2 separate regions of the Homo sapiens genome follow, and region 1 is linked to region 2. The links are chromatin loops, found by intact Hi-C in ENCODE. Cell type or tissue: mammary epithelial cell. All regions are shown on one strand. Each heading gives the region's core, and the rest is flanking DNA. Links, peaks and the distances in the headings are about the cores only.

Region 1 (16,445 bases), core at 8,131-10,630, 52 kb before region 2:
CAAGGTTTACCCTAAAACCAGATTGAGATCAAGCAAATACTGTCCATTTTCTTTGCCCCCCTTATAGGATTCTCCTAAATAAGAGGGGTAGGATAGGGATCTTTAAAGATGATTGAATACATTAGGGGCAATGACTTCTATTTACCGCACGCTGGGATGTCACACAGATCAGACTTAAAGTTTTCATCCAAGGTGAAGCACCAGGGAGCTTCCTTTTGATTCCCTGGGTTGCGGCAGTAGGAATGGCCTCCATTCAGCTCTGGGAAACGAAGGGCGGTGAAAGTGTGTGTGTGGGGATACTGGGAATTCCATGGCTGGCACTGGCGCCCTGATTTGGTCACACTGACGGTCCCCCGGTAGTCCACACCTGTGCTGTTATAACACTTGTGATCTGAAAAACACACAAAAACCCAAACAATTAGAAAGAAACATAGGAGATGCTGGAGCTCTCCTCTAGCCAGCAGTTTCTGGAGGGGAGGGCAGGTAATTAACCTCGTGGCCACAGCTTCCCTGCTGGTCAGGGGCCATGCAGGACAGTCTCCCTGCTTTGCTGGGCTTGGACCCAGGGCCTGCCTTGCAGTTACATTCCTGGGAGGATTTAAAGCTTTTGCTTCAGGAATAAAATCAGTCTTCCAAAAGTATTTCTAACATTGAACACAGAAGAAATCGGAACTGGGGTGGGACCTGGGGGCACAGAAGTAATTTCCTAGTGAATGGTTCAAGGAAGGTTCAAGCCAAACTTTTCCTTCCATTCTGACTGACAGCCTTAGACATGAAATCATGTAATAAGGAATCTAGTTGGTATTGTAATTCACAGAACATGCTTATCAGAGGCTGTGCATTCTGGGTTTCTAACAAAAGTGGGGGCTATCTCTGTGCTGATGGGGTCGGCACCCTTGAGAAGCAGATCCCATTAAGAAGACCTCGCACGTGGCCAGAGGGGCTTAAAAGCACTGCAGAATCTACACAGTCGAACTGAACTGGAGTTTGGAGGAGTAATGACAATAATAATAATGTTGCTACTGAGCCCTTACCATGTGTTAAGCATTTTAGATGCACTCATTTACTTAACTCACAAAATAGTATTAACGATCAAAAGGAAACTGAAAAATTGCCGGTGAGATTAATTCTAGATGAAAGGGAAATGTACACTGAAATAGTCTTTTGCGTGGTGCTGCTGATGGGGTAGGGGATGGAGGCAAACCCATCTATATCTTTAAAATGGCGGTATGATATGGTTTGGGTCTGTGTCCCCACCAAATCTCATGTTGAATTGCAATCCCCAGGGTTGGAGGTGGGGCCTGGTGGGAGGTGACTGGATCACGGAAGCAGGGTTCTTGTGAATGGTTTAGCACAAACCCCCCGTGGTACTGTCCTTGGGATAGTAAGTTCTCATTCTCATGGCCGTTTAAAAGCATGTGGCACTTCCCCACTCACTCTCTTGCTCCTGCCATGTAAGAAGCTTGCTCTCCGTTCACCTTCTGCAGAAGCTGCTATACTCCCTGTACAGCCTGCAGAACCACACGTGAGCCAATTGAACTTCCTTTTTTTATCAATTACCCTGTCTCAGGTATTTCTTTATAGCAATGTGAGAATGTACTGATACATGCTATAATACACTTACCATTACATGTACCATTAGTGCATTTATTTAGTTCTTTCACAATATTGTACAACCTTCACCACTATAGGTTCTAGAACACTTATATTACCCTAAGAGGAAACCCCATATCTATTAAACAATCACTCTCCACTACCCCTAGCCTGGCCCCTGGTAACCGCTAATCTGAATTCTGTCTATATGGATTTATCTATTCTGGAAATTTCATATAAATGGATCATACAATGGTGTCTGGCTTCTTTTACTTAGTATAATGTTTTCCAGGTTCATCCAGGTTTGTAGCACGTATCTGTATTTCATTCCTTTTTATGGATAAATAATGTTTCACTGTCTGGATATACCACAATTTGTTTAACCGCTCCTCTACTGATGGCATTTGGGTCATTTCCACCTTTTGGCTATTGTAAATAGTGTTGTTATAAACATTCTCATATGAGTTTTTGTTTGAACATCTGTTTTCAGTTCTTTTGATTACATACTCAGGAGTAGAATTGCTAGGTCATATAGTAATTCTATGTTTAAGTTATTGAGAAACCAGCTCCAATATTTTAAAATTATTGTCTTCATGAAGCTTCTTGAAGATAACTATGTCTAATCCACCACTGAATGCTCAGGCACAGTACTCAGCCCATTGGAAAATAATTTGATTAACAGTATGAAAATCACTATGGGTCAAGGTCCAGTTTTCCCTGTGCCAACAGGTTGCTGACCCTTAGAAGAGCACAGAAGGTCAGGGGCTACCACTTACTTTTATTTATAGGATCTGCCATGGGAATTCCAATCCGGATACAGTTCGCAGCTTCTGGGCTCTCTGGCTGGGGGAGATCTTCACAGTTTGGCAGTTTCAGCCTCATCAGAATCATGGGATTTGATCTTGCAAAAATGTACTCTGTTTGACACAGGACATTCTCCAGGATTTCACATTCATCGCGACACAAGTCACGGGGCTTTGGGACGGATGAAGTTTCATCGCAGTACGGGAAGGCATAGTGGCACAGGGAAGGAATGGCGAACTGAGAACACTTATCAGATAAGTGACTGGAAGTGCCAATCATAGTGAAGGCAGCTGGAAAACAAACACAATTATTAACTCCCAGAGGCCAGGGTTTATCTTCTTTGGTTATCTAGTCAACGGATATCAGATATAAACACACATTGCAAGGAATCCGCCGTGCTGAAACAGACAAGGCCCAGAGAAGGAGATTCATTTCAGATGTCTAAGCAGCTTACTTTCACTGGCTTGAAAAAAACCATTTTGACTACAAAGTTAATAAAACAGGATTAAATTACATATGTACCATTTCCTAATAAAAAAATTAATTAAGTTAAAGTACAATATATTTTTCATTTTTTACTACAAAGCAATCGAACTTTGTGTTTCATCTGGTGCTTTTTATTAGTTTTGTGAGGCTTCTAAAACATTTGACAGCTGTAGGGACAGAACTTGTTTCCGCAGTGGCTGAGCCTGAGCACAGGATCCAGTTCTGTGTCTTGCTGGACGGCAAGAGTTGCTGGATGACTTAGGGTAACTTGCTTAATTTCTTTGTGGCTGGAATACTTTCTACTCCATCTTCTGAAAATGAGGCAACTCACTTGGAAGTTCTCAAAGAGCACAGTACAATTGTTCCAATGTGTATCATCGAATATTAGTGGTTCCTTAGCTTAATCTCTTACTAGTAGGGTAAGATGCACAAAAAGCGCACCAGCCTACCTTTGAATACCGCTATTGACAAGGAGCTTACACCTCACAAGGAAACCTAGGAGGTTGCTGATACATTATTTCCCCAAGTATGTTGCTCAGAACATTAATCATGTGAAATAGAATAGTGCTTGAGAAACAAGCCAACAAGTTTGGGAAACGCTGGGATAAACAAAGGTAAATGAATTTAAAAAAAAACTTTCCACCAGGCTGATACCCATTAGAAATCTCCAAGAGAGGATTTTTATAAATAGGTTACCAATTATTTACATCAAAACTTCCACTTTTTTTTTTTTTTTTTTTTTTTTTTTGAGACAGTCTCACTCTGTCGCCCAGGCTGGAGTGCAGGGTTACGCTCTCAGCTCAGTGCAACTTCTGCCTTCCAGTTTCAAGGGATTCTCATGCCTCAGCCTCCCACATAGCTGGGACTACAGGCATGTGCCACCACACCCAGCTGATATTTGTATTGTTTTTTAGTAGAGATGTGGTTTTGCTATGTAGGCCGGGCTGGTCTCGAACTCCTGGCCTCAAGTGATCTGCCCACCTCAGCTTCCCAAAGTGCTGGGATTACAGGAGTGAGCCACTGTGCCTGGCCCAAAATGTCTACTTGCTTTTGTGGATATTCAGTTAAAAGTACATTAAGGCATTCTTACATTAGGTTGAAATGGGTGTTTAACAGCTCCTCCCTGTCAGTCTTACTGCTCTTTGAAATTTCAGAATTCTCTTCCTGTTGAAATGAGGGCTTCAGAAAATGGCAACTACCTATTCCTACAGTTGCTTCTTTTGGTTGGTTAAAAAGTCCTCCAGGAGGCTGATGCAGGAGAATGGCATGAACCTAGGAAGCAGAGCTTGCAGTGAGCCGAGATCGCGCCACTGCATTCCAGCCTGGGTGACAGAGCGAGACTCCATCTCAAAAAAAAAAAAAAAAAGTCCTCCTCCCTCTTCCCCCCAGCCTCCTCTCAGTTCCTTCACATTCCTCATAGCACATAGCTTCCACATAGCTTCTGGGCCTTTTGCTGTTCTATGTTTCTGCCTTGGGTTTGTTCTTACCTCTCCTAGACCCTAGGGTTGCCAGATAAAGAAAAAGACAACGGTTACATTTTAATTTCAGATAAATATTTATGACATACTTATACTAAAAAATTATTCGTTGTTTATCTGAAATTCAAATGTTACTGGGTATCCTGAATTTTTATTTGCTAGATATGGCAACCTCATTAGAATGTCATGAAGACAATGTGAATGGATTGCAAAGGATACGTGACACAGAGGCATCATAACTACACTAATGGAAGGGGACAAAGCTGCTGTAACCACCAGAACGATGCGTGCAAAATCCTATGAGGCAGCCTATGCTACTTTAACTCATGTGTGCTAGTAAGTGCTTCGCTATTAGATTTCTATCAAAAGGATACTTTCAATTAAGAAAAATGAAGAGTGAAATATTGAAAGCTAGAGCAAGAAGAGACCAATGGTCATCTTGCTTCATCACTCATTTCACAGATGAAGAAGGGGACTTTTTGGGAAAGTAAGCGATTTCCCCAAAGTTCACTGTCATAATAGTTCTGGGATGAGTGTCCAGAACTCTAAACTCTAAATTCATCCCCTCTCAGTCGACATCATGTTGCTTCTAAACAGTAAGCTCTGTGAGGGCAGAGACGTACCTGGCTTATTTACACACCATCACCTCTCCCATTCAGATTCAGTTCCTGGTACGGTGAAAGCACTTAATAATATTTATTGAGTGTTTGAATGAATGTGAGATTTCACAAAGCTTCCTTTTCCTCTAAGAGCAACCTTCAATAAATTACTTTAATGTAAATTCCAGAGCACAGAGATCATGTCTCATGCTTTTTTATGGTCCTGCTCCCAACCTCCATGCTGAGCTTAATCCTTTGTCAAGAGAGGAGCTCAATAAAACTTTTGGCGAGAAAAATAGTTATTCAAGGGACAAATATAATTTCATTGGTGCTACCTACCTGTGATCTGATTTTCTATTTCCCCTTGCATGTGCAAAGACTCCATATAGACGGTGCGGTTGCCAATAAATCTTGCACATGCAATCCCTCTGTATGGCTGACAGAATCCATCTTCTTCATACTCATCTCTGAAAGAAAGCATAGACAGACATTAGCTGATGCACCACATACATACAGGGCACAGCAAGCTCTGACTGCGCGATACCCTAAATAGTCACTAGGGGGCACAGTTGGGCACAATATACAAAAGACTGGGCTAAGGAATTGGGCTTTTGCTCAGTTCTTAAAACATCTGTTGGTCACATTGGTCAAGTTTCCTACACCCCCAGAAAGTCATCCTGAAGCACAAAATCATCCTTAAATATGGGAGAAAATGCTTTTATTTTCGCAGCTGGTGGTGGGCTGGAAGATGATGTAGTTATAGGAGTAAAGAGGAAATGAGTTGGAAATCTGGGCACATGTTCTACAGTTTTTTGTTTTTTAAGCACAGATTATTTCTGCTTCATTTGCTACAAAGGCGTGGGCGAACAGATCCACTCCAACTGACACGTCAATTAGGGGGATCCATGGGGTGAGAAGCTGGGTGCAGCTGGAAAGAAACCCGAGGGTAGCCCAGTTAGGTGACTCTTCACTGCTGAACCTCCATTATCTCTACCCTGCCCAAAGAGGACCAGGGCAAACCATAGTCTGGAGAGTTTGAATTGAGTCACTAAATCCAAGGAAATCTAGAGAAAATGTCCATGGAAAGTTTGCTTTCATGCTTCTCTACAATTTAAAAAAATAGTCTTATTAAAATTTTGCGGCCTCAAAATTATAAGACTTTTTTTATAAGGAGGGGTAATAGATTTCATCTTGAAGACAGAGGGACACCAGAAATGACATGATTCATGTGCCAGGTAAAAGGACTGGAGATCTAAGGCTGGAGATGAAGACCCAAGATGGCAGGCTCAACCTGAAAGGGCAGAGGCTACCATCTCCCACGAGGGCCTACGATGAGCACAAGATCCCTCGAGTGCAGAACATCCAGCTGTTTCTCAAAGGCAGACCATAGCCAAACCAAAGTCTGCCTGCCACGTGTATAAGTTGACTTCAACCCTGGATGCTCCTCCTCAATATATCATCTCAAAAAAAAAAAAAAAAATACACCGTTTTTCCCCTTTGGTTTCTTCTAAGTAAAAATCCCTCAGAGCAAAGTCAGGAGAACAAAATTCTCTTCCTGAGTTTAACATTTGGGCATCCTTAGGCAAGCTGTCTGAGCCCTCTGAGCCACAATTTTCTCATCTACAAGTTGGACACAGTAACTGACTTCTCTGCCCTACATGGGAAAGTCATTATGATCCCATCAGATAATGTAAAAGCTTTTTTAAATTGTAGAGATAATATATGGCTATTCTTAAAGTATTTACAATGACCAAAGGGACATTTATTTAAAAGACAGTTATTTACTAAGCTCCCACATCGTAAGAGGCACTGCGGTTAGTGCTGTGGTGCTCACTTCCCAGCTTGAAGGTCTAGCGTAGGAGTCTAGAAAGTCAAAGTATAGGAGCAAACCAAGTGGAAAAATCACCTGATAGGACACTAATTTTCTGCTTCTCTCTACTCCCATTCATTAAAAGAATCATTTTAAAGGTGAAAGTGGGGGAAGTATCTTCAGTTTAGTACTGAAAATAGTTTGTGTTGCAAAGCTCTTAAAAACTTAACCTTTAAATACACATACAAATGAATATATCATATACCTGACATAAAGACATTGAAATTTTACTGTTGCACAATCCTGCAAGCACTCCACATGTTTACTTTCATAAATCCTAGAGTAATGCTGAAGCCTTTTTGGCTTAAATTTTACTTGGGTTGTAAAATTAACCCAACTTTTATTGGGTAACTAATACCATAAACCTATGGGGAGAAAGAAGGTTCTTGATGACCCACACTTGGATCTTGGAAACCTAAGTACAGAGACCAGAATACACCCCCATGCCACCCCCCTGCTATTACAGATGATGCTTTTCTATCCCTAGGCATTAGCAGAGCCCTGGATTTTTAAGGTGTCATTATGAGAACACTTCTTTCTCCCCCACATTAAACTCTCAAGGCTTCAATTTATATCTCTTGGGAGGACAAAACCCTGGAATTACCCCCAGATATAAATCCCCAACCTACTGGGAGTTCCCATATTTTATGTGTGAGGCTTAGGCTAAACTTCTTACCACCTTTCCAGTTCAAGACTCTTAAAAAGACTCTTTGAATACTTTTTTTCAGAATAAAATGGAATGCAATTCCTTGGCTGCACATTTCTTATCAAAGGCTTAGAACTGCAGGTGTATTAAATTTTTGACTATTCCCAGAATTCCTACTATCCTGTTCAGTCTCCTGGGAGACAGATTTTTTAAAAAAGAACACAAAAAAACCCCAAAACCAGTATGTACTGTTATCTGCTGGGGAGTGGTTCTGTCTTGGCTCCTTATGAGAATCGCCTTGGCAGCACACTGGGAGGCCGAGACGGGTGGATCATCTGAGGTCAGGAGTTCAAGACCAGCCTAGTCAACATGGTGAAACCCCATCTCTACTAAAAATACAAAAATTAGTTGGGTGTGGTGGCAGGTGCCTGTAATCCCAGCTAGTCAGGGGGCTGAGGTAGGAGAATCACTTGAACCCAGGAGGTGGAGGTTGCAGTGAGCCAAGATCATGCCACTTCACTCCAGCCTGGGTGACAGAGTGAGACTCCATCTCAAAAAAAAAAAAAAAAAAGAATGAAAGAATCTCCTTGAGAAGCTTTAGGAAATACGAATGCCCAGGCCCCACCTTAGACCTATTAAATCATAGTCTCTGGGGATGAGGCTTAGGTATCTATGCTTAAAGAAACCTATCAGGTGATTTGAATGTGGTTGAGAACCACAACACTGAAAAAAACCAAACATGTATTAAGTGTCTGCTGCTCTGGGCTGGGTACTGTGTTAGGTGCTTTCTTCAAAGCAGCCCCTGATGAGCTATTATCCTTATTTTACGAGAGAGAAACTCAAATTCAGAGAAGTTAAGTAACTTGCTCAAATTCACAAAGTCAGTCTGTGGTGGAGCTAGGATTTAAACTGAAACTCAAGATGAGGCCACTATCCCATGTTGTTAGATCTGTAACTATGTTCTGCGTTTCAATACTACTCTTAGTTAAATCAGCCTACTCGAGAAAGAGACCTTATAACGAGTCTTGATTCTGTATCAGATACTGCTAAGTTTTATATACTTACAAAACAGATACTAAGTCATTTTATCCCAACAACAATCTTATAAAAAAAGGTAAAGATGTAATTATTCCTGTTCTACAGATGAGAAAAGTGAGACTCAGAAAGCATAGAGAACTTATCCAAAGTTACGCAGCAAGTAGAAGAGCTAGATTTGCTCTAAATAGTGTTTCTAACCACACTCTATAACTTCTTTCCAAGTGGCTTGGCAATGGAGTTTTTGCACTGCTTAGAGGGGCTTTCTGCTGTGGAGAAGCTTTGGTGCATTCTGGGTGGTAAAAGGTTTTCTTTTAAACATAAAGTCAAAAACACATTTCTTTCTTTTCCATTTTTCCCCACTGGCTTTGGCTGGAGGGGAACAAATGCTCCTCCAGCATTAATCAGCTTTATGCTTTTTTCCAGCTCACACTTCTTTCATCATTGATGTCTTCCTGCCTTACTCCATGCTCAGCAAATTAAAAACATGAAGCAAGTGGCAAGGTAGCAAAAGTGCAAGGGCACTTGCAGTGAGCGTGCCCAAGGCTGCATTCAATGGAGAAGAAAAGTGCATTGTGAAAGGGCAAATGGAATTTGGCCATTCATCACAGTGGCTGGCACCAGCGTGCGCCGCTGCCTCACCATGATGTCAAGGTGCAGGGGTGCTTTGTGATGGGAGCTCATGTTTCTCATAAAGGTAATTGAGTTACCATGTTGCCAGCCTCTACAACCTGCCATATTCTCTGCCATGGGATTGGGAAACGCAAATGTGGTCTGTAATCCACCTCCAGGGTCTCCTCCTTCTCCAGGGCAAGGAGCTTATGAAGGATATTTGAAGAGTGCTAAGAGGGATCGTGGAACAGTGCGGCAGCAAAAGGAGTGCCCATCTAGGAACCACTGCAGAGCAAGGAAAGGAAATGCTGTTCTGCAGAGACTTCATAATCTAGTTCTTGCCAGTTTTTCCAGCTTCCTTCCCTGCCAGACAAGCCTACAAGCCTGATGGTATTAGTCATGTGGATGATCTTGCTAGTCTCAAACCACAGGATGCACTTCGATGCGGACATGGCTTGACCCATGCTCATCCTTAGGGCTGGCATGCCCTCCACCCCCTCGTTCTCCTTGTGAATGTTCTCATCTTTCAGACCCAAATGCCCCTACCTTCCCTGGAAAGTTAGTCACTCACTAACCCCACCCATTCCCAGTACTTTCATCAAACCATTCCACAGATTTCCAGTTTCATATACTATTTTATCTGTTTAGCGCCCACCTTACCACTGACAGGCCAATAGAACTAGAAGAGATGAGGAGACTATCCCAGGGTAGCCCACCAAAGTGGACCCTTCTCCATACCAGGAGTATCCTCTAATTGGAAGCGATTTTCTTCCTCATCAGAATATACAGGGCATGGGCAGACATAGCTGAACCGATCGGTACTGACAAATTTGGTCCTAAAATATTCTTTTTGGGGATAATTTCAGTTAAAATGCCTATCTCTCTCTCTTTTTTTTTTTTTTTTTTTTTTTTGAGATGGAGTCTCGCTCCCATTGCGCAGGCTGGAGTGCAGTGGCGCGATCTCAGCTCACTGAAACCTCCACCTCCTGGGTTCAAGCGATTCTCCTTCCTCAGCCTCCTGAGTAGCTGGGATTAGAGGCGTGTGCTACCATGCCTGGCTAATTTTTGTATTTTTAGTAGAGACAGGGTTTCACCATGTTGGCCAGGCTGGTCTTGAACTCCTGACCTCAGATGATCCACCTGCCTTGGCTTCCCAAAGTGCTAGGATTACAGGTGTGAGCCACCACGCCGGGTCTCCTACCTCTTCTTAATGAGAAGAGAATGGATGCAGAGGGACTTTCCTGACTGTAAAATCTCACTTAAACCAAAGAATTGAAAACAGGTACTCAAACACACACTTGTACACAAATGTGCAGAGCAGCACTATTCACAATAGTCCAAAGGTGGGAACAACTCAGGTGTTCATCAACAGATGAATGGATAGACAAAAGGTGGTAGATACATACAATAGACTATATTATTCAGCCATGAAAAATGAATGAGGTACTGAAACAGGTTACGATGTGGGAGAGCCTCAAAAACATGCTAAGTGAAATAAGCTGAACAAAAAGGGCACATATTGTATGATCCCATTTATATGAAATATTTAAAATAGGTAAGTCTTTAGAGAAAAGCAGATCGGTGGTTGCTAGGGGCTGGGGACAGGGAGGAATAAGAAGTAACTGCTTAGCGGGCAAGGAATTTTATTTTGGGATGATGAAAATGTTTTGGAAGTAGACAGATGTGGCGGTTATACAACATTATGAATATACTAACTACTATTGACTTATTCATTTTAATATGGTTAATTCTGGCTGGGTGCAGTGGCTCATGCCTATAATCCCCGCACTTTAGGAGATCAAGGTTGGGAGGATTGCTTGAGGCCTGGAGTTCAAGACCAGCCCGGACAACATAGTGAGACTCTGTGTCTACAAAATTAAAAATGAAAAAATTAGCAGGGCATGGTGGCACACACATGTAGTCCTATCTATTCAGGGGGCTGAGGCAGGAGGATTGCTTGAGTCCAGGAGTTTGAGGCTGTAGTTAGCCATGATCACATCACTGCACTCCAGCCTGGGTGACAGAGCAAGACCATCTCTTTAAAACATAACGATAACAAAATAAATAATAAAATAAAATGGTGAACTCTATGTTATGTGAATTCCACCTTAATTAAAAAAAAAATATCATTTACACAAGGGCCAAGGTAGAGGGACCTTGGGAGAGGGCCAATGGTTGCAAATTCAGGCCTCAAGGTGGGGGAGGTCGTGGGGGTAGCTTTGTAAGTCACTTCCAAGCAGACTAAACTGATATAAGCATGAGCAGTTTACTCAGTATCAGCAGGTTCTTTTGTTCTGATTCTCATGGCTCTTCAAATGGAATGCCGGGGACAGTGACTTGGCAATCCCACAGCATGGCAGCCTCATAGGGACAGAGAGCAGTGAAATAAATAGCCCAACACCTCTGACCTCTGAATTTATCCCCCCAGCCCCTTTCATACACCCTGTTTTGAGCCATGGAGAGGAAATCACATCAAGATGGCTGCCCCTAAAACCCTTGAAGGAAAGTCATCACACAGCTCAAAGAGATGGACGGTCCATAGGTTTGCTCAGTGAGCAGTTTATTAAAGTGGGAGTTATTTTCTGTCATATGGATAGCAATTTCTCTTTACCCAAGCAAACACAACTTACTAATGCTTTCCCAAAAGACCATCATGGCCATGAATAAATGGAAAACATCCCTTTTTAAAACTTGTGAATCGGGCCACCTATTAGCAGATCTGGTTAAAAGCATGGCCACATAATGGCTCTAGTAACCTCGAGCTGAGTGTGAAGCTTCCCACTTCAGAGGCAGCGTTCTTCTCCCTTGGGAGGGGCAAACAGATCTCTCAAGGTAAAATTAGCCCTGGCTTTTAATAAAAATGGGGCTACATTATAAAATTAAGGATCCAAGTAAAAGATGCAGAATTATTCCAATGTAGACAGAAGATCAGAGACATAGAAACTTTAAGAACAGATTATAATTGGAGGTGGTCTGAAAAGTTACCTCCTATTCCAACCTACCTCCTTCCTCTTCTGGAGGAGACTTCAAGCCTGGAAGCAACCTTAGTTAACTGCTAACCAGGAGGAGGGGGCATCACTTAAATCTTATCAGCCCTAGCTGCACACACCTTGAAATGATGGCCCTGGGAGAGGGAGCATCTCTGGACAGGTATAGGCAGAGACAAGGAAAGGGATGGCTGGGGAGGGTGAGGATCCAGGAAGGGGAGCTGTCGGGAGCACCAAAAGCAGACTTCACCTCAGGCTGGCTGTGGTCAAGAGATTACAGGTTAAATATGTGATCCTGAAGTTATCTCACAAACTCTGCTTTCTAAAGACCGGTCTGAAAGTGAGCATCAAAAAGTACATGTTAACATACTTGACCTTTAAGGTCAGTTTTGAAAGGGAGCCAATCAAGGCATGTCAACCCAGAGGGCCAACGACTCACAGAGAAGCCTTAAATCTATAGGGTTGAGAATTCAGCTAACCCTTACATCCCTTTTTCTTTTATTGGAATGCCTTTGTAAGCATAAGCAATTTTGAGGTGACTGTGTCGAATATCACATGCTGGTTCCCACATCTGGTCAGTGACAATTTGGTTAACATTTATTCGCTTAGCTAAAGAGTCCCTCGACCTGTTTCATACCACCTTTTTTTCTTTAAAAAATTAAATCAAAATTTTGAAGTTTTTTTCCCTTGGCTATTAAAACAAACAGATGAATAACGTTCTGTCATAGTTTCCAGAGCAGCACGGAAGAGTTACTTGTGTCCAACTCAGAAAAGGGAAGGTATTGGCTTTGCTTCATAGTGATGTTTGGAAACACAAGGGTTTGCATTTCACTTGGAACAGGAGCAGAATTACCCAGGCTTGTATCTCACAAACGTAATTTGAGGGAAAATTATGTGTGTAATATATTTTATTCCTATTTAAACACACATTTGAAATGATAGGACTGCACTAGTACAGTATTTGCAAGAATACAGAAGACTGCTAATCAAAAGAATGAGTGATTTTTTACTGTCTTCAATTTACTGAGGTTTTCATGATAGGGCGGCCTTGCACCTCTAAGAATGCTTTGGTTGTTTTTACTTTTCCTCTGTTAAGGGCCTGCTTTGCCCCCAAGGTTAGGCTGAAGCTGGAAATGCATAGGTGACACTTGGAGTCCCCGAGTTCAGCGCCCCCAAGTTCTTATTAGAGACCCCTTGGATGTGCTTTGAAAGTTCTCCAAATATCAGGCATTCAAACCACCCCCTAAAATTGCCTATTAAGAATAATGGGACTTTAGAATAATATGAAATTCACACATACCAATCTAGGCAGATTTTCTACCACAAGTGTTACTGGAATTGCTTTGATTTTTTTTTTCTTTCCTTTTATGCCTTTGGGCATGGATTGAAAAAGAGAAGGTTTGTGGAAAGAGTGGTAAATGGAATTCAGGGACATCTTAGAAGGGTTTTAATTTCATCTTACTACTCAGAAGTGGGGTGAAACCCAATCCCCAATTCTTGCTTTTCTGTCTCATCTCAGCTTTGTTTCCCATTCCTTCTGCTGATGGTGGTTAAAAAAAGACTACTGGCCTCCGTAAAAAGCAATGGTGAGTTTAATGCCTCTCTGTACCCTCAACTCCAGCACCCACCCAAAGGCAATACAGAGATGCCCATGTCACAGGTAGAATCTTACAAATTTTTATAATGGCAGAAGCAGCAATTCACATTAAAATAATGATTAATTTGTAATGCACAGATTTGTCCTGTTCCTCCTCTGTTTCAATCTTCCTAAAGGCTTCCCTTGTCATGCTAAGTAAAACTGGCATCTTTACAATATCCTTACATCATCTTCTCCTGCCTCACCTTGCCTCTCTGACCTCATGCCCTGCCACTTCCCCCCGACACTTACTTGATTATTACCTCTTGTGTTAATATTTAGTCTCATCAGGCATACTCTGTATTGATATATTCAATTGTTTATTGTTTATAAACAAACTTCATGGGACTAGGAACTTTGCTTTGGTCACTACTATGTCCCTAATGGCCAGAATAGTGCCTATTCAGTGTCAAGTTGTTGATACTTAATAAATAAACGTTCAATAAGTGAATTAAATCTCTCCCACTTTTTATTTTAATTTCTGTGTGGTGGCATCCTCTAGCAATCTGAAATGTGTAGTCAATCTCTCTACTTCCCCACCCCAGCCACCCAACCTCTCCATGCATTTTTCTTTATTTTTTGAGACAGGATCTCACTCTGTCACCTAGGCTGGAGTGCGGTGGTGAGACCACAGCTCACTGCAGCCTCAAACTTCCAGGCTTAAGTGATTCTCCTGCCTTAGCCTCCTGAGTAGCTGTAACTACAGGCTTGTGCCACCATGCTTGGCTAGTTTTTTTACTTTTTTTTTTTTTTTTTTTGTAGAGACAGGGTCTTGCTATGTTGCCCAGGCTGGTCTTGAACTCCTGGACTCAAGCAATCCTCCCACCTTGATCTCCCTAAGTGCTGAGATTACAGGCATGAGCCACCATACCTGGCCTCCCCATGCATTTAGTTTTGCTAAATGGAAGAAATAATGAGAAGAGGAAGAGGGGCAGCTTCTAAGAGTAGCAACCTTGAAAACTAAATTTGCTTCCAAAGGAATTCTTGAATTTGACCACTTTCTTCCCTCATGGCTCAGGTCCCACCACCTGTCAGCTGCCCCTCACTGAGAGCCCTGCCTCCAACCTTCCACTCTTCCAATCCATCCTCCAAAGGCTGCAAAAGGCCATCTAAGGTGGAAATCTGTGTGATTGCTGAGGCTGATGTTCTTCACAAGCCATCTGGCCGTTCTTGGGTCCACAGTAAGTGAATACTTGTTATTAGAATGCCTGTATGAGATTGGAAGCTCACGAGCATCTCAGCTAATTTGGTTTTCAAGTTAAGATGGTTTATTCTTTTTCTCCTCTTCATTTCTTCTTCCTACCATTATGCCCTATTGAGATTTTATTCTATGCTCAACAGTATTCTAGGCCTCGAGGTAGACATCAAAAAAATTACCTTTGAATTTCAGCATGGATATAATTTGTGATCATACATGTTTATGAAAATACTACATTGCCCCAAACCAGAAGCAACCAAGAGAGAGGAGACAGAGAAAGAGACAGACACACACAGCGGAAAGACAAAGAGAGAAAGAGGAGAGAGAGACAGAGAGAGAGAGAGACAGAGAGAGAGAGAGACAGAGAGAGGAGACAGAGAAAGAGACAGACACACACAGAGGAAAGAGAAAGAGGAGAGAGACAGAGAGAGACAGAGAAAGAGAGAGAGATGAAAGCTTACTATACGCCTACCTTGTACCAGGAACCCCTCAAGGTAGGTAGCATTATCTCCATTTTATAGTTGAAGAATTAGGTCCAGAGATTAAGTCTCTTTCCCAAAAGCTTAGGTCTTGCTCCAAATTTCTTGCAGTGTCCATTATAAGAAATATATAATAAAGCCAAGAGCTTTGAAATGTGTACATATATGATTTAGTGAAAAAGAGACAACACAAAACAGTATTTGCACAAATAACACCGCCATGTAAAGTGTGGAAGGAGTTTAGATGGAAACAGTTCGATTTTATTGGATTATTCATCCTCAAAATTGCCCAAGTGCTTAACAGTGATACAATAGTTAGGTTAAAATATTGAGGAAACAAACTTGAAAAAAGGTGCTAGGTTTTGTTCTACACTGCCTAGACTCAGCAGAAGGGAGAGAATTTGTAAGCAATGGCTGAAGAAGGATTTTTAGAGGAGAAGAAGAGGGTGGAAGATGTGGGAGGTACCTAAAGCCAGAAAGATAATGAACAGAAAAAGATCCCTCCCAGGCAGCCTGGCTGGATTCAAGGTCCCTCCATCCAACAAGGACTGTTCTCACTTCCTAGATATGGCCAGGAAAAATGCCAGCCAAGTACATTTCAAGTTTCTCTAGGGCATTCCCTAACTGAAGCATGATGCTGGGACTGAACTTGGCATTGCTGAGTGGAAAAGTCACCGGACTGGAAATGAGAAGACCAGGGTCTTGGTCCCACTTTGGCTGCCAACAAGGTTATTTCCATACAACCTTGGATAGGTCACTTACCTTCTTTGTCCTCACTTACTCCATTTGTATAATATGGAAGTTGAACTGTATAATATGTTCTTTCCAATTCTAACCTTTTATGGTTACTCTAGTGTAAGCTCTCAAAATATCCCACCAAGATGGCTGCAGGAGTCTCCTAACTGGTCTCTCTACCTCCATTCTTGGCCTGTAAATTGATCTTTCCTGTTGCCATAGAATGATGAGCTAATAGGTAGATTGCATTATCTCTTTCTCACAAATGTTCAGTGACTCTCTATTGT
Region 2 (16,445 bases), core at 8,984-11,483:
GGCCGGGGTATGGAGGAAACACCACCAGCTCATCCTTAATATTTTTTTTAAAAAAAGCATTTGTGGGTTAGATGCACTTGCACATGTGAGAATGGACTGCATGTTGCAGTGGGTTTGGGGATTAAGAGATAGGCTTCAGATCCAGACAGATGGGTATTTGAATCCTAGCTGCCTCTAACCATCTACAGGATCTTTAAAAAAGTATTTAACTTTTCTGATTCTCAAGAGAGGCTGATAACAATAAAGATACCAAACTATTAGGGCTGCTTTGAGGATTACTTGAATTATACATTAAAAAATGTCCATGATGACAATAGGCCCATGCTGAGTGTGGGAAGTGGAATGTTAGGGCCTCTAGACAGAACTGAGTTCTCTAAGCTCTGAAATCAGGAAAAGGAAATCCACCAGGGAAAAAAGGGCAACTTTAGTAATGCTGGTAAACTAAATAGCTTCCCTCCCCATCTCCCACCTATCTCTAGGCCTGGGAATAAGACATCACATTGATTTTCACTGAGGAAAACCATCCCAGCCATTTGCTTATCACCAGGACAACTTATTTTTTGTTTCTTCCTCTGTGTAATCAAGAGCAAACAAAATCCAGATTCTAGTCTGTAACAATGGCCACGTGGGGTCGGAACTAATTTCCTCTTGGAAACATTGAGCTTTTGGGTCATTTCCCTGTACTCTGATGACAGCATATCCCAATATGTTTATTTGTTTATCTTTAATTGTTGCTGTATGTACACTTGACAGCAATTGAAGGTGCTTACGTACTAAGCAGAGCATCAAAGAGTTTTTTTACAATTAAGGCAGCTTAGAATCCATGGGATATTTGACATAATCCATGTTTCAATGCATCAACTAATGTTCATCCAAATCTGACTTTTGAGATCCTCTGCTTTTCTTAATAATATTTATGAACACAATTATGTTTTTTTCCCAAGGCCTGTCACATGACTCACTGTCAGTGTTCCTTGAATGAACCATGAGACACCCCAGACTTGGAATAAATGCAATTGATCTGGACATTGAGAAGACAATAGGCTTTTTCTCTTCAATATGCAGAAGACTTCTGTATTAATCTGTTCTCATGCTGCTAATAAAGACACACCCAAGACTGGGTAATTTATAAAGAAAAAGAGGTTTAATGGACTCACAGTTCCAAGTGGCTAGGGAGGTCTCATAATCATGGTGGAAGATGAAAGGCACATCTTACATGGAGGCAGGCAAGAGGGAATGAGAACCAAGTGTCTTACATGGTGGCAGGCAAAAGGGAATGAGAACCTCATAAAACCATCAGATTTCATGAGACTTATTCATTATGACGAGAACAGTATGGGGGAAACTGCCCCGACGATTCAATTATCTCCCACCAGGTCTCTGCCACAACACGTGAGAATTACGGGAGCTACAATTCAGGATGAGATTTGGGTAGGGAAACAACCAAACCGTATCATCTTCTTACATTTCCCCTGTTCCACTGTGAATAACAAACCTTTTCCTGCATTCAAAAACTTTAAGTTTTGGCCAAATTTTCACATATTCTTTCCTCACTTATGAAAAGTATAGATATAGACACAGAGATGTGTCTCAGTTATTATTAACATTTTCAGAGAAGATGAAAAAGGAGTTCAATGTGTCCTTTCCAGCCACTTTATTCCCCAGTTAATGTCCCTCAACAGAGCTTATTTACACGAACAGTTCTTAATGTACTGCTTTGAGGCCTGGCGCGGTGGCTCACCCTTATAAAGCCAGCAATTTGGGAGGCTGAGGTGGGTGTATCACTTGAGCCCAGGAGTTCAAGGCCAGCTTGGGCAACATGGCAAATCCCTGACTCTACCAAAAATACGAAAAATTAGCTGGGCATTGTGGCATGTGCCTGTAGTCCCAGCTACTGGGGAGGCTGAGGTGGGAGGATCATCTGAGCCTGGGAAGTTGAGTCTGCAGTGAGCCATGATTATGCCACTACACTCCAGCCTGAGACACAGAGTGAGACCATGTCTCAAAAAAAAAAATACTGGTTCGATTATTTTACTATTATTGTCAAATCTTGCTAAAATAATAATCATTAGCTGAGAAAATAAAATAGCATTCTGAAGGTGAAACACATTACAATTTTGTATATAATAATTTCTCACCATCTTTGGAGTAATGCTCCTAAAATACCAATAAAAGTATTATAATAATATTTAATAACAATGAAAATATATTTTTATTATTTAAAGTATAGTAAAAAAAATTCTTAAAAAAATCACTGTGTCCAGAACAAACCAGATTTGTCATTTTAAAGCCCTGCTCTGGCAGGTAGGTGATACTTTCTCAGTTCTGCAGAAAACACTGTGGAGACTGATTCTCCCACAAGAATTATATTCTGCAGTCTGTATTGCTTTCCAAGGATTTCAAAACAACCCTTCATGTCTTGAGGTATACTGTCTTTTGCATAAGAATTATTTTTATGTCATTTAATTTATGGTTTGTATGCTTCTCCTAATTGTCAGATACTAAGGGTCATATTTCTCTGGGCCTGATTTAATTATTTATGTCACTCAGGACACTTGGTTACAAATGGTGGGATCAGAACTGGAGCTAGTTTAAGCAATAAAAGGATATTTATTAGCTCGCTAGCCCCGACCCCCCCGCCCCATGCATGGGAAAAGTGGAGCTGGCTCAGGGAAGACTAGATCCAAAGAATCAGATAATGCTATTTTTCATTTCCAGATCTTTCATGGCCATGGGCATTTTCAGATTTATATTGCAATTGCACACCTAAAAAATGCAGGAGAGCAATTTTGGCAGCTCTATATTAGAAAACATTTGTGGAAGAATTAGAATTTGCCTGGTTTTGTCATCTGCCTATCCTTGGACCAGTCTCTGTGGCAAGAATGTGAAGCACTGTGGTTGGCACCTGGTAAGACTCTAATAGTTACTCCTCAAAAGTAAGAAGAGCTATTCTGGACATACATAGCAATAATATCCATGATCCCTTTATGAGAAGGTGTATAATTATAGATCTTCCTTTTTGGATTATTCTATAGATTGTCTCATGCTCAATAGTACTGAAAAGCAATAATTGGTGTCAAATTCTTTTGAGCAAAGAGACTGAACTAAAATGTGCCCACAGGAAAAAGATCATGAATTTTAACTTTGGCATACAAATTTTAAGCCTTGTTATCTCAAAACCACAACTGGCAGAAATGTAGCTTGGTGTGTGTCACTCTTCCAGCAATCCCCAACGAAAGCAGGAGCCTTGCATCAAATAAACACAAGCATCCACAGGCCACCCAGTGTACTGGCCTTTCTCTGATGGTACTCACCAGTTGAGTCATTATCTACATAGAGAAACCCAGCAAAAGCCTAGTTATACATGTAACTCATTTGTTATCCAAATCTTCACATTCAGAAATTATCAGTTCCTTGTCGACAGACTGACTGATGAAAGTTCCAAAAGGATTAGGATTCATTTTCTTTAAAATTTTTTTGGTTTTCATTTTCAAAAACTCTTGTCATGCTGCAGGGCTCCCCTCCCTACATTTTTGTTTCTTTTTGCCCAGACCTTGGAAACTGTCTGCAGTTTCAGGGAGCACTGCTTTATATTAACACTACTGCTTATCACAAGACAATAATAAATACACTTCTGTGTAGATTGAAGAATGTAAATGAAGATTAAGCCCACATTACTTAAAGTGGAAACTATGCCATCAAAACAGAAATAAATGGTTCAGCTCCACCTAGTTACCAGGGTCCCTGGTGGCTCCAGTGTGGTTCTGATTTTCAGCAACTGGGCCATGCTCTGGCCTTGGTCTGCCATCTTTTCTCAGAATGAATGCCAACCGCATTGGCAGAACACAATCGCCATCCATTGTGTTCGTACTTACGTTTTGTATAAGCCAGTTATTACAAACAGGTGTGAACCTTCCACTACCCTCCTCATGCTAGTCAATCTCTGATTTGTCACCTTTCTAGGAACACAGGGATTCCTTTGAAAATTATTCTATTGAAAAAAGATAGCATTTTAAGAAGACCACAAAATAGAGGGTGGGGCAGGAGCCAAGATGCCACATGAATTTTACTATGAAGGTCTGAGTGATTGGAGTGACTGGATGAATCAATGGCTGGTATTAAATTCACCTTATGTATCATGTATATCATATCATAGGGTCTTTTGATATTCTCTATATGTTTCAGGTGGGCAAAGATTCCCTCACTGCTCAGGCTCAAGTACATGGTATACAGAAATTGGGCTTTTGAATTCAGCCACTGGCAGAATCCTAGCTTTTCTTCTTACTGACTCTAAGAACTCGGGCAAGTTTCTCAGCCCTCATAAGCCACAATTTCCTCAACTGTAAAATGGGTCTTATAGTTGGGTGGTGTCAGCACTAATGAGACAATATAAACATAACATTTGACAAAGCTCAATAACAGAAGCTGCAATAGCTAAGCTCTAAATAAAACCCCAAATGATCTTAAGATCACAGTAATAAAGATGTTCTACAGGAGAAAAAAAGCACTTATTTAATGGGTTGTGCTGGGTAGACTGTGAAAAAGAGAAATATTAGACAACAGCCCTGCCTTCACCAGGCTCATCATCTAGCTGGGGGAGCCAAAGGTAACACACCATACTCAAAGGTAATGTGCAATACTCAACAGCAAAATAAAATATCAAATTACAGATGCTGACTGTGCATGTGAAAGTAGGTTAGAAGAGAGGATGGTTATTGGAAGTTAGACTAGTGCTTCCTAAACTATAGGCCTTGTGATGGCAGGAACATTGTCAGTTGTGTCCAGGGCTCTATCCTCAACAACTAGACCAGCACCCGGCTCTTAGTGCATGGCCAATAACTATCTATTGAGTAAATGGATGAACAAATGAATTATTTGAATAACTAGTTGAAAAGACCTGGACTTGGAATATAAAGACGGGTTTGAACCTCTGCTTCATAGCTCTGTCGCCATAGATAACTTTCTTAACTTCTCTGAACCTCAGTTGCTTTGTCTGTAAAATGGTTGTATCATCCTTGCCCACTCCATTAGGTTGTCATACAAATAGACAACACATTTTGTGTGAAAGGAACTGATCCACAGCAGGCATTTGAAAAATGGCAGTAAAAATGCAGTTGTTAGGTGGAACTGGAAGCTTTAGAATGGGTAGAAATTTGGACAGGTGGAAAGGAGCAATTTTAAGACTGCATTCACCCATATGTCCCTTAACTTGGGTTCCAAGACTAATAACGGCATCCAGGGAATAAGGGATGGATGGCTGTTTTTCTTTCCCGCCATGATAACCAACGGCACATGCCCCGTTGCTGTTAACAAGATCAGTAAACTTGCCACATTCAGAAATCGACAATTAACCCCTTTTACAACACTTAAAGTCACAGGCCTTTCTGTTTTATATGGCCAAGCAGGCTGCTGAGCACATGGTTTTTATTATTGCCCTCCCCCAACTTAAAAAAAAACTAATAATAATTTAGCACCTTATAGAACCTGTCCCTTTCTTAATGATTTTGCAGGGAAGCTCTGTGCACTGCAGCTGTCTTTGCAAGGGCCACCTCCAGGTCTGCCCTCCTTGCTGCTTGGGGAAACTATATTATCTTTAGTCCTGCTTACCTTTCTAAATGTTTTATGGTTTACAGCTGTGGTGAAAAGCATTTTGGGGTCGGCAGAGATTTATTCCCCTTTTTAATGTTTTTACTAGGCTGAATAAACACATTCTCAAAGAATGAAACCTCTGGCCATGTTGGGAATATGGAAAGCTGGGCAACACTCTGTAATGGCAGCTCTCTTGTGACTGACACTTGCTTATAACAACGAATGCCATTGTTGGCTCTGCATGGGACTGTGGTCAGAAGCCCCTCAGTGGGTTCCATAGCACCCAACGCACGAGCCACTCTGTCACAATCCTACCTAAAACCACCTTCCTCTTTGCAGGATCCCATTAACACCTGTAGGAAAACGCTGCCTTTTAATGACTCTGGAAAGTCTGGAAGGTTGAGAATGCATAATTGATGCTATTGCTTTGGCACTTTTACATCCAGCATGTGCTCATTTAAATATTTTTGGCAAATGAGTTCAGATAAAGTGAGTCTTTCTCCCAAATTCAAACCAACCCTTAATTTTTATGAGGTTTGTAAAACTTCAGCAAAATGATTTCTTAAAAAGGAAAAAGAAAATTATTTCCTTAAGCATGCTCACTCCGTTGATTTTGGCCAAGACTGCTTGTAGAATTACTAGTATGCTATGAGAAAGATTATTCATAAAATTATTTGAAACTGGATGGAATCAGAAAGTATTATAAATCTCTTCTCATGACATTCCTGCAAACTCTGCCAGGGCTGGAATAAAACAGGCCTGGAAGCCAACAGCTAGCACACACCTGCACAGCCCACTGCAGGGCAAAAGCTGGCCTGTCGCGTTGACCTTCTCAAGGCATCCCCAAATTATACTTCAAAGTCAGCAGAATAAAGAGCTTTGTCTGTTGAAGGAGTTTGGGGGGTAATTAACAGGCATAAGTCATACTTGCAGACATAGACATATCAACTGGCAGCTTTGAAGAAACTGATGTGGCCAGCTCATTCCTTTCCAGTTTCAGTGCATTTCTCTTCACAAGACCAGGATGAGTCCTCTCCATAAAGAGCCACTTCTGGCTAAGACTAATGAGAAATGCCATGGATTTTGTCATTCAGCTCCTTTCAGGCTACTGCCCTTTGATCTGCTCTAACTGTAGAGTTGCATACCCAAGATAGCACAAGGTTGAATATATTATATTAATGAAACAATAATTTCAATGGGAAAAATACTTAAGAGCTTACAGACTTGCAGTAATCGTGATTTTTTCTGTAGAATATCAATAATAAAGTTTCCTTGATAGCTGTAAGTGTTGAGAGACCTGGACAGAGTTATAACGCCTAAAGACCACTGTACAAATCCAGTCTTTGAGTATCCAGAACGTTTGCTTCAGAGAGCATTTCTTCTCCAGTCAACCTAGTTCTGACATAGAGCATTGTGGTTCTTGGATATTTTTATCATCTTTATCACCCATTGTTATGATAAAGTACAGTGCCATTCAAACAAAGCAAATAAGTAGCTATATACTAGTTCCTTTTCTATGATTGTTGATAATTACAAAAGTGGACTGCGTAAAGCCAGTTTGTTTCTCTGAACACTTGAGTTATAGTTGAACTAGGAAAATTCAAGATGTAAGAGAAATGCCAGGACCTTATTAGTTCTTTCTTACCAATTAGAGTCACAGTCCTTTGGACCAGTACTTGACAGAGATCCAACTTCATGCATTTAAGGCAAGATTTTCCTTTGCCCCATCACATTTCTTAAGGAATAACAGTATGCTCACCAGCCATTCCTGATCATCTCCACTCTCTTTACACATTTTCCCCATCTCATTCTCTTATTCTTAGAGGTTGGTCTTGTTACTTTTGTACCAGGAACACATTCTAAGCGTGAGGTTCTTCACTCTCACCCCTTATATCTCTGTCATTTCTGCCATCTTCTTGTTGCCACGTTCCAGAAAAGAGGTTTCTCTCTTCCGTTTAAAATCTAACCCCTCCCTCTGGCCTCAGTAGCTTTTCTCTTCCCACTGCTTTCAGCATTTTAATTCTACAATGGTTGTTTTTTTTTTTTTCTCTCTCTCTCTCTAGCACCTTTAAAGCCCTCTTCTGGAAATGGTTAGGTGTTCCTAAAACACACACACTCAATCTTGGAAATTATTACTCTAATTAGCTCAATTTCCCTCCTCTCATTCATGGACAAACATTTTCAATGTGAGGTCTACTGTCATTACCTCCAGCTATTTCCCACTATGTTTCTTTTTCATTCCTGTAAACTTGGCACCTATTCTCATTCTTTCCCTGAAATAATCACTTGATGGCCAGCCAGCCACACTGTCAGTCTCTAAATACAAGACCTCAGTCCCTACTCAGATTTTCTTTGATGACATCTGCGCTGATTATCACCTGTTCCTAAAAAGCTCTCTCTCTATTTCATGTTCTATGATCCTACACTTCCCAGAGTTTCCTTCTACTTTTTCAATAACTTCCCCCCACCATCCTGAATTCTCTTCCCAATTACAAGACTAACTGTACTCTTTCCCAATTATGACTGTAACATAAGATTCAAACCTTGTCCTCCACTCCTCCCTCTAATTATGCTATTAGGGAGACTCTTGAGATTCAGTTATCCCTCAATCCTGATTGCTTTCAAGAACTGTACTATTTTCCTTCCACAATAATTTCTTTTGGATATGTAACCATCACTTGTGTTGGTTCTGGTCCTCTGGAAAGCAGATACCAAGATGGAATTCAAAGTGCAAGAGATTTACTGGGGGCAGTGTTTGTGGAAGAGAAAGAGGGAGAGAGAGAAGAGCAGGCAGGGAGAGCATTCAGACCATGATACAGACTTGATATCTGAGAAAGAAGAGTGGGAAGAAGGGAGATTGAATGGGAAGAGCTTAAACCAAGGTCAGCCCTCAGAATCTGGGTCAGCCTAGTGGGGAGCCCACGTGCAAGGACTGCCTACTTACTAGAGGAGGCTCGCATGGGCAGAGAGGATCAGCTCTAATGCTGCTTCTAAGCTTAGTCATGGCTGAGAGCTGCCTGGGCAGAGGGTGACCTCAGCTTGCATGGTATGGCCGATCCCCAAGGGGCTGCAGCTGGGGACTTTCAGATAACTGCACTTCTTAGAGCAGTTATTTTCTTGAAGAGAGATCTCAAACCCAACTCATACAAGACTAAGCCTAACCTCTTCCCCACTCCTACCATATATGCATCTCTTTCAACTATCCCATTGCTTTCCTTGATATCAGCATTCTTCCATATTCCAAACTAGAGAGGTTTAAGTAATATTTGGCTTTTCCATTACCCTCATCTTGTACATGTAATTTACAACCCTTAATTTATTTTAAAATGCCTATCAGCTTTATCATTCCCTTGCATGTCCCAACGCCACCATGGTAATCCATATAGGTTATTATCTCATATGGATTACTGCCACGAACTTATTCCCTTCTCTGGCTTGTCTTCCTCATCCATTCCCTAAATGTCAGTATTTCCCAGGGTTCAAGCCTTGGCTCTCATCTCTTCTCACTCTACAGGCTCATCCTAGGTGATCTTATCCAGTAATCAATCTCTACTAAAACATCTATGACTCCAAAATTTTATCTCTGGCCCCAGTTCTGTCTACAGCTGTAAATCAGTGTTTCTCAATCTTGAGAGTTATATGCTCTGCTTTTAAAGGGAAAAGAATTATTGTATACCTCAGCTTTATTTTTATTAAAAACGTTATAAACATACTAACATAAAACAAAGTATAAACTCTTGGTAATAGTTTGGTTTCCCTCCAGACTTTTTTCTATACATATTTTATAGAATTGAGATCATACTATAAGCATATAAATGTGTGTTTGTGTATGTGTGTGGGGGGTGTTATATTTTGCCGCTTTTTTTTTTTTTTTGACAGTGTCTCGCGCTGTCACCTAGGCTGGAGTGCAACGGTGCAATCATGGCTCACTGCAGCCTCGATCTCCCAGGCTCAAGCAATCCCCCCATCTCAACCTGCTGAGTAGCTGGCACCACAGGCATGGGCCACCAAACCTGGCTAATTTTTTTATTTTTTGTAGAGTCTCCCTATGTTGCTCAGGCTGGTCTCGAACTCCTGAGCCCAAGCAATCCTCCCACCTCAGCCTCCTAAAGTGCTGGGATTATAGGTGTGAGCCACCAAGCCCGGCCTGCTTCTTATTCTTGACATTAGAGCACAAGCATTTTTCACAGCCAATGAAACTCTTCATGTATATTATTTTTTCATGGGTACATAATGTTCCATTCTATAAATGTGTCATATTTAATCTATTTCACAATATGTCTAACATTAAATAATGAAGCAATAAGTAACTTTGTACATAAAATTATGTCCGTATTTGAGAGTACTTTTTCAATACAGGTTCCCAGAAATTGGAAGGTCGATGTCTTCATTTCAGAGATAAGAAAACCTAGGTTCTAAGAGTTTGAATGATTTCCCTATGACTGCTCAGCCTGAAAAACATAAGGGATGAGAAGGGAAATCTCAGCCTTGGGCTATTTCTGTTGGAGCAGGCTATCAATGCTGAGTCATGAAGTGTAGTAAGGGAGGCTTTCCTAGGATTCTTCAGGGGTAGGGGATCTTAGAGCTACAAAGGCCTAATTTATGATCTGGCTAACTGAAAACTTCAGCCTAATTTGGGACACAGAGGTGTAGGTACATGTTAGCATGTGCTGTGTGGGGATTCTCAGAGGGTCATAAGAGTAACCTAGTCAGGTACCATTTTCTCAGTCTGTATTTGTGCCAAAGTCACAGTTGCTTTCATACCACCGTCTTGGTCTTATCCTGGCTTGGAAAGGCTACAGGGGCCCTTCATGGCTGAGCTCTACTGTCCAATCTTTTAAAGACAGTGTGAGCTCCTACTCAAAAGCAAATGAAGGGCACCATGTGGCTGTATCTGTAGCTTGTCCTCCATCCGTACTCTTGGCCCAGAGTTGCTGCCATTGGGAAATGTCTGATGTTTTTTCTCTGCAAGCTGTGGCATCTCTGCCTTTATCCAGGGAGGGATGTGTTTCTTGTTTGGACCCTAACCAAAAGTGACTTTTCTGGTCAAAGGGAGTTTAAAATGTCCTTCTTATTGCTACAGCATGAAGAACGGGATGGGTGGGGGTAGAGTTCACAGAGACAGAGTATTCAACCACACAACAGTTCTTAAATTAGAAAATAAAAGTAGGCATCTGGGGTTTTACAGAGTGTATTGGTGGCAGCTGATTTAGAAGGAAGACTTAAAAACAGACCATGGTCTCTTAACCTCAGCACTATTGTCATTTTGGGCTGGCTGATTCTTTGTTGAGAGCGGCTGTCCTGTGCGCTGTAGGGCTTTGAGCAGCATCCCTGCCTTCTACCCACCAGATGCCAGCAGCATCCCTCTCCAGTCATGACAATCAAAAATATCTCTAGATATTGTCAAATGCCCTCTGAGGGTCAAAATCACCCTCAGTTGAGAACCACTGAAATAGTCTCATAGGTTCCAAAAAAGAAAGCAACCAATCCCAAATGCAGGGGGCAAATGAAAAGAAAGGTACAGGGCATGAAAGATGCGCAAACATCTTTCATGATGAGAAGAGGACTCCAAATCAGGTAAGAACAGAGGCTCCTCCTTTAGTCATCCCAGCTAAGGGTCCTCTCCAGATCCACAATGAGAAGGGATGGGCATTCTGCCTTAATTATAGAAAGAAGCCCTCTCCATAGTAAGTATTATATACACATCATGCCTGTTAACTCAATAATACCATGTGTATTTTTCTCAAACTAGAGCATGGCTTCTGCTAATCTTAACAAAAATCCTCCTGGAATAAAAAAAAAAATCAAGATTGTTTCCACAGTTCTTAAACTGCATAAATCTTACTGAAAATTCCAATCAAGGCCAGATACGGTGGCTCATGCTTATAATCCCAGCACTTTGGGAGGCCGAGGAGGGCAGATCACTTGAGGTCAGGAGTTCAAGACCAGCCTGGCCAACATGGTGAAACCCCGTTTCTACTAAAAATATAAAAACTAGCTGGGCGTGGTTGCAGGTGCCTGTAATCCCAGCTAATCCCAGCTACTTGGAAGGCTGAGGTGGGAGAATTGCTTGAACCTGGGAGGTGGAGGTTGCAGTGAGCCGAGACTGCGCCACTGTACTCCAGCCTGGCAACAAAGCGAGACTCTGTCTCCAAAAAAGAAAAAAAAAAAATCCCAATCAAGATTCTCTTGCTCAGACAGTGGGACAACCTGCAAGAATGCCAAAATTGGCTGCTATCTATTTCAATGCTCCATATATTAAGTATCTATGATATGTTAGTATTAAAAAAGATAGAAGAAGCCATCTAATTAAGCATACCAAATTTCCAGCACAACATCCTTGGCAGATGATTGAAATCCTTCAAGAGGCAGATTATTCCATTGCTGGATAGTGCTACTTACTTACACATTTTAATGTTTTTAATGTACACTTACTTACATGTTTTAATGTTTAATGTTTGGGGGTAGAGAATCTGTCTCCTAGGAATGACCACTTGTTGGACCTCGTTCTGTCTCCTGAAGCTGCATGGAATAGGTCCATGCCCTCATTCAGATGTCTGAACCTGAAATCACCTATTAAGTCTTCCCTTCATTACCTTTCGCCACTCTAATCAACGATTCTCAGCACACTCAACTATTTTCACATGCCATCCATCACCTTTCTCTCTAGCAGTCATTTTCCTCCTCCTCCTTTGAACACTCCTTCCTCGAAATCAAGAGTTTGTGTTATCAGCACCTCATCATCGTACTCAACAATGACTCCAAACTTTTACTCCTTTCACCAAGGCCTCTATAATACTCTGTCACCTCTCACTCTCCTTGTTGGACTTGCCTTTAACCTCAGAGACATCAGGCGTCATGCAGGTACAACTCTTAAGATCGTATCTTTTCCTTCTGCCCCCTCTTACCTGTGTTCTGCCTCCCAACACCTATTCTTAGAATGTGTCTATGTCTTTGGTTCTCTTCTTATCTTTCTTCCAATCAGAGGAGGGTGAGGTCCTGTCTCCACTAGTCACTCTCTGTCCGGCATTTTTAGTTTCTCCCTCTCATTGTTCCCTTCTCATAGCCTACCCTAGGAATAGGCTCTGCATCTCAAAAGTGAACCAACAAACGTGGCCATCCCTCCTTCTAACTGAAGCACTATCCTACCGAGTCTCCTTCCTCGACATCTTAGCTCTGCTTACAGTCTTCCACATTTGAAGCTTCATCCCACTTAGTTCTCACTTCACTGCAATCACTATTCTCACACGAGGCCCTGCATATTCCCTTTGCTCCACACATACCAAAGATCTGCAGTTCTCCAAACAGATCATTTTTGTTTCCTGTGCCCGCAATGATCTCCCCTGCTTGTCTAGTTGGCAAACTCCTATTCTTTTTCCAAGACCCTCACATGCCATTTTCTTTGCATGGCCTTTCCCAGAGAGATAGGAAGAGAATCAAACTACTATTATAGCTGTGTTTTAAGAATTAAATGAGATAATACACACTAAGTGCTTAGCACAGTGAGTGGCACACAGCAAATGCTTGATCAACTGTAGCAATGGTTATTATTGGCCCCTTATGTAGACTGTTTCTGCTTCTCCAGGTTTTTGTTATAGTGTCCAGATATTATGTTCTATTTGTCTTAGCAGGTGACAGTTTATTTGCCAGTACACCAGAGAGTTAAGGGCAGGGACATCATCTTTTCACCTCCATGTCCCTCACATTGAGCATCACATTGAGCACATAGTAGGAACTCAATTAATAGCTGATGAATGAGCAAATGACTGCATCAACATAAGGCAATGATTGTGTATTGTAATTAGCAAGGACATGCTGGTTCTACGCTGATGGCTCTGGCCTTTTCAGCAGTGATATCACATTTAAAACCTCTGACTTATCTTCATGAAATTAGAAATGGTTTAGAATGCCAAAGGCAGACAGAATGTTCCCTGAGGCTGCCTCCCCAGTGGGGAGAACCACCGTGCTGGATCTTGGGGTCTTGAGTGAACCCTTGGCTGGGCTTGGTGCTGTCTGTCCTTTGTGGGCCAGGGTTGCCCCGAGCAGCCAGCCTCTTTGAGTTCAGCTGTGGGCCAGACGCTAAAGGTGGAACAAAAGCGGCATTGATGCCCCACTCACAAAGCAGGCCCTTGGGCAAGGATCAGAGGACGTGCCTGCTTCTCTCTTCCCAGACACAGAGCTCAGCTCCACCTCTGCCTTCAGGGCCTGGGGTAAAGTCAGCCACTGAGGTTCAGGTGGAAAGGATACGTGAGGGTGTGAAAGCCCTCAAAAGAACGTTGCTTGGTAGTTAAGAAATGGAGATGAATCAGTGGACATTTCATTCTGATGACAGAGTTGAACATTGTTTTAAGTATCCAATGGAGTGATCAGAGCCAAAGAGCCATGCTCCAACCTTTTTATCAAAGAACCTTTAAAAACCTTACATCTCCCTGCCCTCAAGAACATATACTTGAAATGTTTTTTGTCTCATATATAAATTTGCAGTTTCTATGGGAAAATTATTTATCTATTGAACCATACTATGTGCCAGATACTTTGCCTCCGTACTATGTGCTTTGCATATTGTGTCTTTTTCCCCTATAACAGCCATATGAGGAGGGTATATTTTTTCTATATGAGGAAACTGAGGCTCAGGTAGTTTAAATACCTTATTTTAGACCAAACATCTTATAAATACCTGTATTAGTTAATCAGTTTTCCAACGTCACACAGCTTTTAAAATAATCTCAATTAACTAATAGCTAAGTAAAAAAGTAACTGTTCCTCTTACCATTATTAATATAAAAAATACTGCTGTAAGATATGTTAACCAAAATTTGTTAAAATTAGCATATAAATATATCAAAATATAATTGCCAAGGAAAGCTTATAACTTGCATGATAATAAATTTTATTTTTACTTAATTGATGTTATTCGAGACAGAAACAAAGAAATGTGTTACTCTGGTTATCCTGTGCTGCTGTTTAAAAACAGTAAGACATTTGAAATATGGTAAATAGTCTGTGGACTTCCACTACACCACACTATGAGGTCTGACACTTCCAGAATTGTACCACTATTTGTAAACTGGTTTTTAATGCACTGCACAAATGGCTGCATGCCAATTTTGTTCTTGGTGGCATTCTCTAAATTGAGGCAAGTTTCTTTCTATCAGGAAGGCATGCAGAGGTCTTTCCTTTGACCTGGATGCTTATCTGGAGAAAACACAATTTTAGGATTTCCTCAAGCTGTTTGTATAATCCCTGAAGGTGCAGATCATAAAGATTTCAAAGGCATTGTAGGACCTGAAGAAGAAATGAAAAGGTCACCTTTGCCCTTAGCTTTGTGTGTCCATCCACCAGGGAATCTATGGGCAAGGCTTACTGGTGACTCCAGGTGTGTACAGAAGGGTCCAATTTCAAAGTACTTGGGGAACTCTTGCTCTAAGACCCAAATAAGAGGTTGGGGCTTTGATTTGCAACAGAAAGACAGCCTCAAATTGTTTTGCAGATTCCTTGCTACTCCAAGAAATAAGATTCAGTGAGATCAGGAGAATAACCTCCAGCTAAAAGGTAGTGGGATTCTTCTTCCTCTGTCAGCAAGAAGGGTAGGAGAACTGAGCTGACAGGAAGACCCACAGTAACACCTCTTGATAGGTGAGGCACAGAATATCACACTGGAGGAAACCCACTGCTGGAAAAGTGACAATCATACTTTCCTGTGGTCACTTATCAAGCCAGCATAATCTGCAATTTGTCAAAGGCCTTTCCTGACTTGGGTGTCATTCATTCTCACCACATTCTGAAAAGGTGTGGGCAGAACCATAATTTGAACTCAAAGAGATGGTGCACTGAAACGTGAACTCTTAGAGCCATTAAGCGTAAAGGTGTGGAGTGTAGCATTACTTATACATGTTTTTAAAAGATGAAGCAAGAGCAAGTTGATACACTTAAAGTGATTTTAGGAGAACATATACATTAGGAATGAGGGACAGGGAGATCTTGTTACTTATAAAGATGCCTGAGATACAGTGTTAAGTGAAAAAATAAGGATGCAACTGCATATACACGGTTATTGCAATCACAGGGAAAATGTATAGGACAGTGACTGGAGGCATTCATAGGAGCTAACATTGATGGTGTATTATGTGTCAGATGCTCCATACAGCATGAATTATCACTCTTAAACCTTGCCAAAAACAAAACAAAAAACCCCTATGAAGAAGCTTCTAGAAACATCGTATAAGGACAGATGAGGAAACTAAGGCTGAGAGAAGATAAAGTAACTTGCCCCAGATCACACTGTGGTGATCTGGTGGGCCTAAAAGCAGATAATCTTAACCCCCTCTATATTAGAAAAACATGGTTCTGTTGTGGTTAGTGAAGTTATATGTACATTTTTTTTACTCTATTCTCTAGATGTTCTGAAGTGTAATTTTATTAAATTTAAAACATTTTAGGGTGTGTATTAAGAAATTAGAACTTGAATATTCAGATTATGTATTCAGCTCTCATTGGACAGTAAATGTCTGATAAGCTTATTGTTTGATCAAGCACAGGAATGACAAGGTTACCCCAAATCGGATTCAGCCAACATTTTTAAAGCACTGGCTATTGGGAGGATTAAATGAGATAAGGTATGTCAGGAGCTTAGCACAGTGCCTCGGGAACACTAATAAGCACTCAACAGATATTATCTACTATTATTATCATGTGCCAGGTACTATCCTAAGGGCTCCCACGTAGGTTATCTCATTTTATCCTCACAAACACTGAATGTCAGGTTATTATTTATCTTCATTGTGCAGATGGAAAAAAATTGAGATTTGGAGGTTAAGTAACTCCCCCATTGTTGCTCAGTTATTAAGTGGCGGAGC

The links. Peaks named below come from ENCODE experiments on the same cell type or tissue, not always from the same donor. Only the 100,000 strongest peaks of a DNase experiment are listed, where the experiment ranks them.
Region 1: a loop joins it to region 2, with 2.6 times the contacts of the local background. A loop is called at or near these places in 4 of 110 quality-filtered maps.

Annotation. Positions count from the first base shown.
Region 1 is chr1:64,126,351-64,142,795 of GRCh38, reverse strand. It overlaps ROR1 (receptor tyrosine kinase like orphan receptor 1), which reads right to left. Exons shown (of 9, transcript NM_005012.4): 5 at 5,300-5,427; 6 at 2,370-2,687; 7 at 146-391. Among named protein-coding and RNA genes, the nearest start is that of ROR1-AS1, 22 kb to the right of the region's middle. In mammary epithelial cell, for the core only: no CTCF peak of the experiment used is centred there; a DNase peak (open chromatin) is centred at 9,575; H3K27ac peaks cover 1,819 bases.
Region 2 is chr1:64,074,787-64,091,231 of GRCh38, reverse strand. All of the region lies in intron 4 of ROR1 (receptor tyrosine kinase like orphan receptor 1), which reads right to left. Among named protein-coding and RNA genes, the nearest start is that of ROR1-AS1, 29 kb to the left of the region's middle. In mammary epithelial cell, for the core only: no CTCF peak of the experiment used is centred there; a DNase peak (open chromatin) is centred at 10,081; H3K27ac peaks cover 1,733 bases.